Regions from separate parts of the Homo sapiens genome. Here region 1 is linked to region 2. The links are chromatin contacts, found by Hi-C or POLR2A ChIA-PET in ENCODE. All regions are on one chromosome and are shown on one strand. Each heading gives the region's core, a stretch centred on a gene start or an enhancer-like site at or near the end of the contact. The rest is flanking DNA. Distances are from core to core; before and after follow the strand shown.

Region 1 (4,941 bases), core at 1,430-3,929, 460 kb after region 2:
TACACAGCTAGGGTGTCCCATACAACACTGCTTCTTGCTTGGCACACAGTCGCATAGTATTCAATCCTGTGTTAAATGGCTTAGATAATAAGTCACCTGTAGGGATTATAGCAAGCAGGGACCATCATTTTCACATAGAATTTCCCAGGACTGGAAGGGACTTTTAAAGACCCAGAAATCTTTCTGGGCAGTGCCTCCAAAGTGTGGCCCCTGAGGTGTTCCTGCTGCTCTGGTGACCGGGGGTAGTTGACCCTATTTCAATGTCAATCAGAACAATATACATTCCTTTATAAACTTGTTTTTTTTTTGAGAGAGAGTCTCACTCTGTCACCTAGGATGGAGTGCAGTGGTGCAATCTCAGCTCACTGCAACCTCCGCCTCCCTCCTGTGTTCAAGCGATTCTCCTGCCTCAGCCTCCTACCGAGTAGTTGGAATTACAGGTGTGTGTCACCATGCCCAGCTAATTTTTGTATTATTTAGTAGAGACAGGTTTTTGCCATGTTGGTCAGGCTGGTCTCGAACTCCTGACCTCAAGAGCCTCCTGGGCCTCTAAAAGTGCTGGAATTACAGGTTTGAGCCACCTCGCCCTGCCTATAGTGAACATTTACATAATATTTTGTTTGACTAGGTTTCTGCCATTAAGAAGATGCAAAACCCTGAGGGAGTGTACCTCTTCACTTTGCATATGGGAAAACTGAGGCTCAGAGAAGTGAAATGACTGAGACCTCCAGGTGCCACCTCCCTTTCAGCTGCTCCTGCCCTGCTCCAAGCAAGGATGTGCCAAGTCAAGAGAAGACAGAGGACAATTAATGTTATCTGAGGATCTCGGAGCCTCATCCCTGAGCTATGATGGTCTTTCCCTCCTTAGTTGGGAGCCCCATCACGTTCCTCCGAAGCTCTAGTTGTGTGATAAGGAGGGTGGAATCTGAGACAGAGAACGATGGCCCTCCAAGGAGGGAGTTCGGGGTGAGGAAAACAGCAAAACCATGTGCTAGACAAGATCTTCAACTGCAGGGCTCTGGAGGCAACTGGGAAGTTTTGAAAGTGCAGATTGAAGCTCAGGGCCGCTGTGGGTGGCGCAGGAACTGCAGAAGACAAGATAGGATTAGGGAGGGCCAGCAGGTTGCCAGAGGCCCTTTTCCACCTGCTGGGCTTAGAGGGGCGGGACTCTGCCCGCTCCCTCACTTGGTTGGGTTTAAATGACCACTCCCCGCCCTAGCTGTGCCTTTGAGTGTGTGGCAAGGGATTGCAGACGGGAGACTGCTTGTCAATTCAGGGAAGTCAGCCTCTTTCTGCCACTTAATTCGCCCATCAGTAGAGATCCGACTTTCCCACGGTTCACTGTCACCCCCATTGCACAGGTGGGGAATCCAAGGCACAGAGGCGTCTGGGCCAGAGTCCCGGGACTATCCACTCATTCCGGGGTTGTAGGGCAGCATGTGTCAGGAGCTTGGGCTCGAGCGTGCGGGGCACTAATTGCGAGTGCAGTGGCCACAGGCTCCCGGGCAAAGTGGTCAGGAGCCCATTCCCGCCACCTCCGTCCGCGCGCCCCGCCCTGTCCTCCAGCAAGTTGGTGCACGCGCGTCCTCCCACAGGGCGCGGGATGGGGGCGGGGCCTCCGTGTTGTTGTTTCTCTGGGGCCCCGCCCCTCAGGGGGGCGCGGACCACGCGGCCGGAGGGCCCGCCTCCCCTCCCCCTCCCCGCCCAGCCCGCCCGCCTCTTTGTATCCAACATCCGGGTTTCCCCGCTGGCTCGGCTCCGTGGCCGCCGCTCAGGAGCCATTTTGGACTCGGTTCAGCTCCCCTCCCCCCCACCCCTCCCCCCGTTCATGGCCCCTCCGGACTCGGCCCCTGCGCCCGGGGCCCGGGCCCAGCCCCGCCGCGCTATGCCTGAGTCGGGCGCGCCCCGGCCCGTGCCCCGCCGCCGCCCCCCGGCCCCCGCGTCGCCCCGGAGCCCGGGCCGCAGCCTGCGCCGCCCGCAGCGGCCCTGAGCCCGGCCCCGCCGACCGGCCCTTGGAGCCCGAACGCTGCTCGGGGACGAAGGCGCAGGAAGCGCGCAGGGAACGAGACCGAAGGAAGGAGCGGGAAGGAGAGCGCAGCCGCCGCCTGGCCCTGCGCGCCCCGGGAGCGCCGTGCGGCCCTGCCCGCGGGCTCCGGGTGTGCGCGGGGCGGCGCCGCGGAACATGACGGCGCCCTGGGTGGCCCTCGCCCTCCTCTGGGGATCGCTGTGCGCCGGTAAGAACTGGGCGCGGCGCGGGGACGCCGAGAGGGCGCGCGGGGCTGGCCTCTGGCGCCGCGCGGTGTTTACCAACAAAGGGCGGGCCCGGGGCCTCGTCGCCGCACCACCTGTATTCAGCCCTCACCTCCGGGGGCGTGGGCTGGGGGCGCGGTGGGCGCCCGGCTCGCCGAACTTGGGGGCACGATCTTGTCTGTGCAGTCATCTGCGGGATTCTGGTTCCTAGAGGCGCCCCTGCGATGGGGGCCGGGACGCGGAGCCTCAGGGTCGGAGTTCGGGCTACGCGGGCGCGTGGAACCCAGGGAAAGAGTGAGGAAAACCTGAGCGTGGGGAAGGCGGCCAAGAGGGGTGGGCAGATCTCATTGGGGGTGGCAGGATTGTAGGTGCAGCAGCAGCAGCAGCATGCGGGGAGGGTTGCATGTCCCTCAGAGTCACTAAGTGTAGCGAAGCGAAGGGGGCGGCTTCACGCAGCCCAAAGTCCCCTGCATCTCTTGCCACCAGTCTGCGTCGCGTTACCGGCCCGGCGGGCTGTTGGTGCTGGCTCCCACCTGCTCCCTCTTTCCCTGCCGTTGGCCCCGGGATGCGGAGTGTGGTCGCTTCGCGGGACCGCTTTGTTTGGGCACTTGGGAGGGGAGGGGGTGGGTAAGATGGAAAACCCAACAGGTCCCTCTTCCTTCGGGCCTCCAGGAGGCACGTGGCGGGGTGGGTGACCAGCGCTCAGCTCGCCCGCGGCTGCGGGCGTGTGGCTGGAGGTGTTCGGCCAGCGCATGTGTGTTTGGGGGTATGTGGGCGCGGGCGTAAACAAGCGGAGTTCCGCCTGGAAAGCTTGTTTCTCCTACGGTCCAAGCACCGATTTCCCTCTCTCAGTGGTGCCGGGGTGCGCCTAACCCCGGCGGGCGCGCCGGGACGTCCCCTGGCCAGTCCTGGGAAACGTGGGGAGCTGGGCATTGAAGCTCTGGCGAGAAGGTCGGGGCGGCTGGTACCCGGCCGCCGGGTCCTGCGCGTCTTTGTTCCCAGCCCCCATTACACATGCAGCGCGGGTCCCCCGCCGCCCTCGGTGGCAGCCGCCTGGAGTCTGGGAAACCCTCGAGGGGCGGGGCCGGGCGTGCAGGGGCGGGGCCGGAGTCCCCACGCTGCTGCGGGGGTGGGGATTTGGGATCTGCGTCCCATTCCCACCCTGGTTCTACCTTCTCCTGTGCGTCGTCGTGAGGCTTAGTTTACACCGAAAGCGAGTGAGTTCTGTAGGGTAGTAGCGCGCGCGCGCGCAGCCTGAGTCCGGAAACCGAAGGGCAAAGACCAGCTGGCACCTGAGTACCGTATGGAAGAGGGCGTTGCAGCTCTCCTGGAGCCGCTTCTTGGAGGCGAAGTGGTGGTCGTGTTGGACTTTCTGCTCTTTTTTGCCCCGCTCCCTTGGGATGCCTTTTCCCCAAGAAGGAGTGCTCGAAAGTGAAAGGGGAGGCATTGGTCTGCTAGAGGGAGGGCGGCAGCAAGCTGACTTGATAGGCAGACCGCAGCCCACCTGACTGCCTCCAGACCCGCTGGGTGCCTGATCCCTGGAAGTGCTGGGGCTCTTCCAAGCCCAGGCCTTTAGGAGAGCTTCCTCCCAAGACAGGACAGCTTGAGACCTGGGATCTGGGGATCACACCAGTCTCACACCTCCCTCCTTAGGCAGGGCAGGGCGGCATCAGACCCCTGGAAGGACTGTATGTCCTTTCTTTTTCCTCTGCTTCAGTCACCTAGCTTGGGCAGTGCTGAGCAGTGTACCCTGCCAGGGGGCAGTCAGAGTCACACTATAAGGACCTGTATTCCTGCCCTGGGAGGAAGGTGGGGGTCACTGGGTATTTCTTGTAGTCACATCAACCAGTCCCTGACCTGTGGAGAACTGTGAAAAGAGCTGCCCCAGGCCCAGTTTGGAGCAGACCTGACCGTCCTGTTGCTTTGGCTTCAGGGATGCCCTTTAATTTCAAGCTCCTGGCTTGCTGTTTGGAATAACCCCCATACTGTGCAGCACACAATGCCTGCTAGAAGGAACATCTAGAAGAGTGCTGTGTGACAGAAATAGTGTATGAACTATGGATAGATATAAAACAACGTTTTCTAGTAGTCGTGTTAATAAAAGGAAGAAGAAACAGCTGTGTCTTAGCTGGGGCTGCCATAACAAAATACTGTAGACTGGTGGCTTAAACAGCAGAAATTTATATTGTCAAAGTTCTGGAAGCTCTAAGTCTGAGCCCAGGGTGCAGGGTGCTGGCATGGTTGGGTTCTGGTGAGGACCCTCTTCCTGGCTTGCAGATATCTGCCTTCTTACTGCATTCTCAAATGACAGGGGTGGGGTGGGGCAAGGGGGTGTTTTCCTCTTTTTGTAAGACTGTGAATCCTGTTCTCATTACCTGATGGCCCCACCCTCATGACTTAATCTAACCCTCACTACCTCCCAAAGGTCCCGTCTCCAAATACCATTACACTGGGGGTCAGAACTTCATTGTATGAATTTTGGGGGGACACATTCTTTCCATGAGATGGAATGAACTTCAATAGTATATTTTACTGGCCTGGCACAGTGGCTCATGCCAGTAATCCCAGCACTTTGGGAGGCTGAGGTGGGAGGATCACGAGGTCAAGAGATCGAGACCATCCTGGCCAACGTGGTGAAATGCGTCTCTACTAAAAATACAAAAATTAGCTGGGTGTGGTGGCACACGCCTG
Region 2 (4,533 bases), core at 864-3,363:
ACCAACATAGTGAAACCCCGTCTCTACCAAAAATACAAAATTAGCCGGGTGTGGTGGTGCATGCCTGTAATCCCAGCTACTCAGGGGACTGAGGCAGGAGAATCACTTGAACCCGGGAGGCGGAGGCTGCAGTGAGCCAAGATCATGCCATTGCACTCCAGCCTCGGCAACAAGAGCAAAACTCTGTCTCAAATAAATACATAAATAAAAAGGGGATACAATGGTAAATTTTAAGTATATTTTACTACAATTTTTTAAATCTTGTGAAAAAAAGATTTTTTATATTTTACCACAATTTTTTTAAATCTTAGGAAAAAAGATCCCTCTGGCTACTGTGGTAGGATGGTCGTAGCGGCCAGGCAGACCCAGAGACACAGAGGGAGGCTGGCTCCGGAGCAGGCAGGAGGCGTGAGAGGGAGGGCCAGGCCCAGGATCCACCATGAACCAGCTGCCGACGGGCCAGTGGCTTGCGGGAGAGAGAAATCAGGGCAACTCCAGGTTTGGGGCCTAAGCACCCTCTGGATGTTCACACTGAACGTGTTCCTGGGGCTCAGAGAGGGTAGATCTGGGAGGGGCCTGAGGCGATGTTAAATGTGAGACCAAACGTGCTGGGAGAGATGTGACAGACGGAAGATGGAGACTTAGGCCGGGGCAAGGTTCGGGGGAGTTGGGTCAGGGAGACACTGGCGTTTCCATGCTATTTGCAGCCTTCAGACTGGAACTGGGAAGGAAACTGGAAAACAAACAGGAGTGAAGGCCCAAGCTCTGCTCCTGCTGCCATTTAGAGGCCTGAAGGAGACAGGTGGAGTGAGAGGGGAAGGAACAATGGTGACTGAACTGACTGCCGCTTGGTTGACAGCGGGCATTGGTGACTTAGGAAAGAGCCATTGCCAGGGAATTCAAGAACAAACAGAGCGGGTGGGCTGAGGGGAGATGGGGGAAGAGTCGGTGGGAAGAAGTGAGGACACAGAGTCTTCCTGGGCACAGAGACAAAAAGGGACAGGGAAACGGGTATGCACAGGTACAGTGGACACACTGCCACTGTCACAGACAGGGTCCCTGTCCCAAGTGGGGATCAGACAGACATGCCAGGATACAGGCACACACATGAGGTCGGACAGGCAATGGCACACATGGGGACGAGCCAAATGCCTGTGACACAGGCATCCCTTCACACACAGGGACCCTGCATTGTGTCTGTTAAACACAGTCACACACTAGCTGTAGGTCTTGCTGGACACAGACTGCCCCCGAGTCCCCAAGTCCCCAGACCCCTGTAACAGAGACCTTTGTGGGGTGAAGACTGAACACAGGGAGAGGGTCTTGGGCAGTGGGCAGGCTTTAGCAGCGTGGCTTTGATGGGATGGCCCACGCTGGCTGGGCCTTGGCTGGGACTGAGGCCCTAAGCCGCCAAGAGGAGGTTGTGCCCCTGGAGTTTCTGGAAGGCTCTGTTTGCAGCCCCTCCACCCCACAGTGAGAGAGAGAGAGTGGCAGTGGAGTGGCAGCTGAGGTGAGGGAGAGGTGTCTTCGCTGCAAGAGCTGGACTGGCCTCTCCCATGATGGGTATCAGGGTTCCCTGAGGAGGGCTGTGCCAGGCAGTGAGCTCACATTTGGGTAGGGACAGCAGAAATATCTAGAGGGAGCCCTGACCACCTTCCCCTCCTGAAGTGAGCTGGGTCTCACAGAGCCTGACCCCACAGCCCCCAGCCTTGGTCCTACTTCCTCCTAAAGTTTGCTGGAGTGGCCTGGCCCTCTTGGTCCAGGCGGAGCCCACCACTCCGGGTGAGGGATCAGGGGCCCATCTAGTACTCCAGAGAAGGAAATCCCAGTATCTTCCACACCCCACCTCTTAGCCCAGTCCAGGCCTCCATCCCCTGCTCTCTCTGGCCACTGGTACCCAGGCAGTGAGACCTGGGAGACTTAACCATAGCCCTGGGGAGGGCGCTGGTCCCGACGGCTTGCTCGATATTTGTTGACTGGCTGACTAAGTGAATGCCTAGCCCGCTGAGCACTGTGTGGTGGGGTGTGTCCTGCAGGGCAGGAGCTAGGATTGAGTTACAGTGGTGGGGACCAGGAGTAGGGAGGCAGAGACTGGCCCCGTGCCAGGCCTAGCACTGCCCACAGGCAGGGCGAAGGCGCGGGAGCAGTTTCCAGCAGGTAGGCCTGGGCAGAGAGTTGGGGGGCGGGGGTTTCCAGGGAACCAGTGGGGCAGAGTGGGCTATTCAAGTCAAGGGCATAGAGCATAGGGTCCCAGGGCTCAGGGCCACAGAGCCTCCGCGGCAGAATTGGGAGGCGGCAGCAGCCCAGCAGGTGAAAACACTGATGGGGCAGGGCAGCTGTGGCCGGCAGCCCAAGGGGAAGAAAGTGGCAGATTTTGTAGATGGGCAGGGAAGTCCGTGGCCCACAAATTCAGTGTGCCTGCCCCCAACCCTGGCCCCATCCTCCTTTCCCCTCACTCTAGAGGGCGGCACCACTCCCTGCTCCATGGAAACTGAGCAAGGTAATCTCGGGCTCCCTTCAAAGGTACCCACAAAAGAAGGAAGGGCTCCTGTAGGGAGAGAAAGAGGCACTGGAGGAGGGAGAAAGCGAGGAGAGAGGAGGCACCCAGGGACACGAGGGGCAGGGGGAGAGAAGAGGGGGTGTGTGAAGCGGGTAGGGAGTGCCCCGGGAAAGAGAGGGGAGCCTGGGGAAGAGAAGGAAAGACCTGGGGAGGAGGGTGGGGAGGGAGAGAGGGAGGGGTGTAGGGGAAGACAGGGAACCAGGAAAGGAGGAGGTGCCTGGGGAGGAAAAATGGGAGAAAAAGGGAAGGATCCCAGGGGAGAGGGGAAATCAGAGGGGAGAAAGAAGAACCAGGGGGAGGCAGGGGCACCCAGTGGGGACAGAGGGAAACCCTGGAAAAGCGGAGGCGTGGGGCATGGGGAGAGAAAGGGAAACCAGGGAAGGAATTGGGCATCCGGAAGAGAAAGGGGCCCTGAGTGGAGGAAGTGCACCCCCAGGGAAGAGAAGGAGGGCTTCTAGGAGAAGGGAGAGGACCAGGGATAGGAGGGTTCCCACTTGGGAAGGTGGTGAAAGGGAGTTCCCCAGAGGAAAGAGGGCAGGAGGGTTTGGGAGGCTGGAGGGGGCACTGTGGGGGGTTCCCCTGAGGAAAGAGGGCAGGAGGGCTTGGGAGGCTGGAGGTGGCACTGTGGGGAGGGAGGAGGCCCCCAATCTTTGAGCACCCATTCCTCCCTGGAGTCCAGGTGAAAGAGAATGAACACAGGTGCCATGCGAGTGCGACCTCAGCCCTGGCAGCTGAGGGCTTGGCTCTACGGGCTGGGGCTGGATATCAGACGGGCTCCCGGACCCCTGGGGGCGATGCTGCCTCTCCCAGTGACACCAGCCGAGTCCCAACTTTTTGGCTGCCAGTTTGACTTTCCAGTCCCCCATGTGCCCTGGTTGACACTGTTCTGAGGCCATCCAGTAGTCTTTCTGGCACTCTGTCACCATGTTGTACTCTTCCATGAGCTACAGCTCACAGTTTCTGTCTGCACCTCTGGTCACTGCCTGCCTGGGCCTCTGGTAACTGTCACTGGTCACTATTTCTGCCTATTACTCAGTGTCCTTCTACGGGGCCACCACTGGTGGACATCCTGCTTGTCACCCAATGTCCTCACGTTTTCTGTTGCTTGAGATCACCTTTTCATGGCCACTATGTCTGCCTGTCACTCATGTCATTGTCACACCAACAGGCCATCAACTGTGGCAACAGTTCTTGGGGCAATTAGGGTGCACGGACGGCTCCCTTCTCTATTCATTTTCACTCAGTCCAGTCGCAGGGCAGCACACTTCACTCATTCAACAAGTACTTACTGAGTACCTGCTGGGGGCCGGGCAGCTGGGATCCCACAGTAAACAACAAGACAAACCCCTGCCTTCAGGAATCTGCTGCTCTGGTGAGGGAGACCATAGCCAACAACCATCCTATGGTTTCCATAGGGTGTCGGGAGGAGCTGTGAGCTGTGACGGACCCAGCTCTAACCCCCTAGAAGGACAGCCCACTCTGCCCCTGCTCCCCTGCCCCACAGCCTCCTCCGCTCCCACATTTCTTTGGCTACATGTTGGGTGTTGCCACAGTGTACTGTGAACTCACCAGGGCCAAACCAGGGGCCCTGACAAAGGTGTAAGGAATGTGAGCCACTCTATGACACCTATTGTGCCACACCTGATTCTGTAACTCTGTCCCCTCACCTTGTTCTGCCTGGAGCCAAGGGTGTTCCTGCTATTGATAAGACACAGTGGGAGTGGAGGGGGAGGAGGGAAGGACTAACACACCAGGGTCACCCTGAGTGAGAGATTCAGAAAGAAGTGACTTTTGGACCAAACCTCACACACAGGTTTCTGAAGGAGTGGTGCAGGGAAGCCTCAGGTAATTGAATATGAAGTGCCAAGACATAACAAAATCGACAGAAGTGAGGGTCCCTTCCTTCCCCCAGGTACTTCTCATTCCATGTCACTGTCATTCACTGCCCTCTCATTCTCTCCCTCTCTGCACGC

Evidence for each region. A loop is a pair of places that touch in the nucleus more often than their neighbours do. ChIA-PET counts read pairs that join two places held with the same protein, here RNA polymerase II (POLR2A). Pooled maps may share reads with other maps.
Region 1: a loop to region 2 is called in a map of HCT116, with 2.8 times the contacts of the local background. The contact joins the promoter of ACVR2B-AS1 here to the promoter of VILL in region 2. A Hi-C loop is called at or near these places in 8 of 168 maps with a recorded cell type or tissue (CD4-positive, alpha-beta T cell, CD8-positive, alpha-beta T cell, HCT116 and 3 more), 6 of 37 single-sample maps with no recorded cell type and 18 of 50 pooled maps. POLR2A ChIA-PET finds 5 or more read pairs at or near these places in 3 of 52 experiments (WTC11 and activated naive CD4-positive, alpha-beta T cell).

What each region holds. Positions count from the first base shown.
Region 1 is chr3:38,452,141-38,457,081 of GRCh38, forward strand. ACVR2B-AS1 (ACVR2B antisense RNA 1) reads right to left here and starts at 2,680. Exons shown (of 2, transcript NR_028389.1): 1 at 2,363-2,680; 2 at 1-1,085. ACVR2B (activin A receptor type 2B) reads left to right here and starts at 1,750. Exons shown (of 11, transcript NM_001106.4): 1 at 1,750-2,234. The coding sequence starts at 2,183. It also overlaps a transcript of XYLB not described here. RefSeq lists enhancers at 1,332-1,831, 2,436-3,019, 3,020-3,604 and silencers at 1,550-1,599, 1,610-1,729, 2,150-2,429, 3,240-3,419.
Region 2 is chr3:37,988,673-37,993,205 of GRCh38, forward strand. VILL (villin like) reads left to right here and starts at 2,114. Exons shown (of 20, transcript NM_015873.4): 1 at 2,114-2,157. RefSeq lists an enhancer at 4,126-4,420.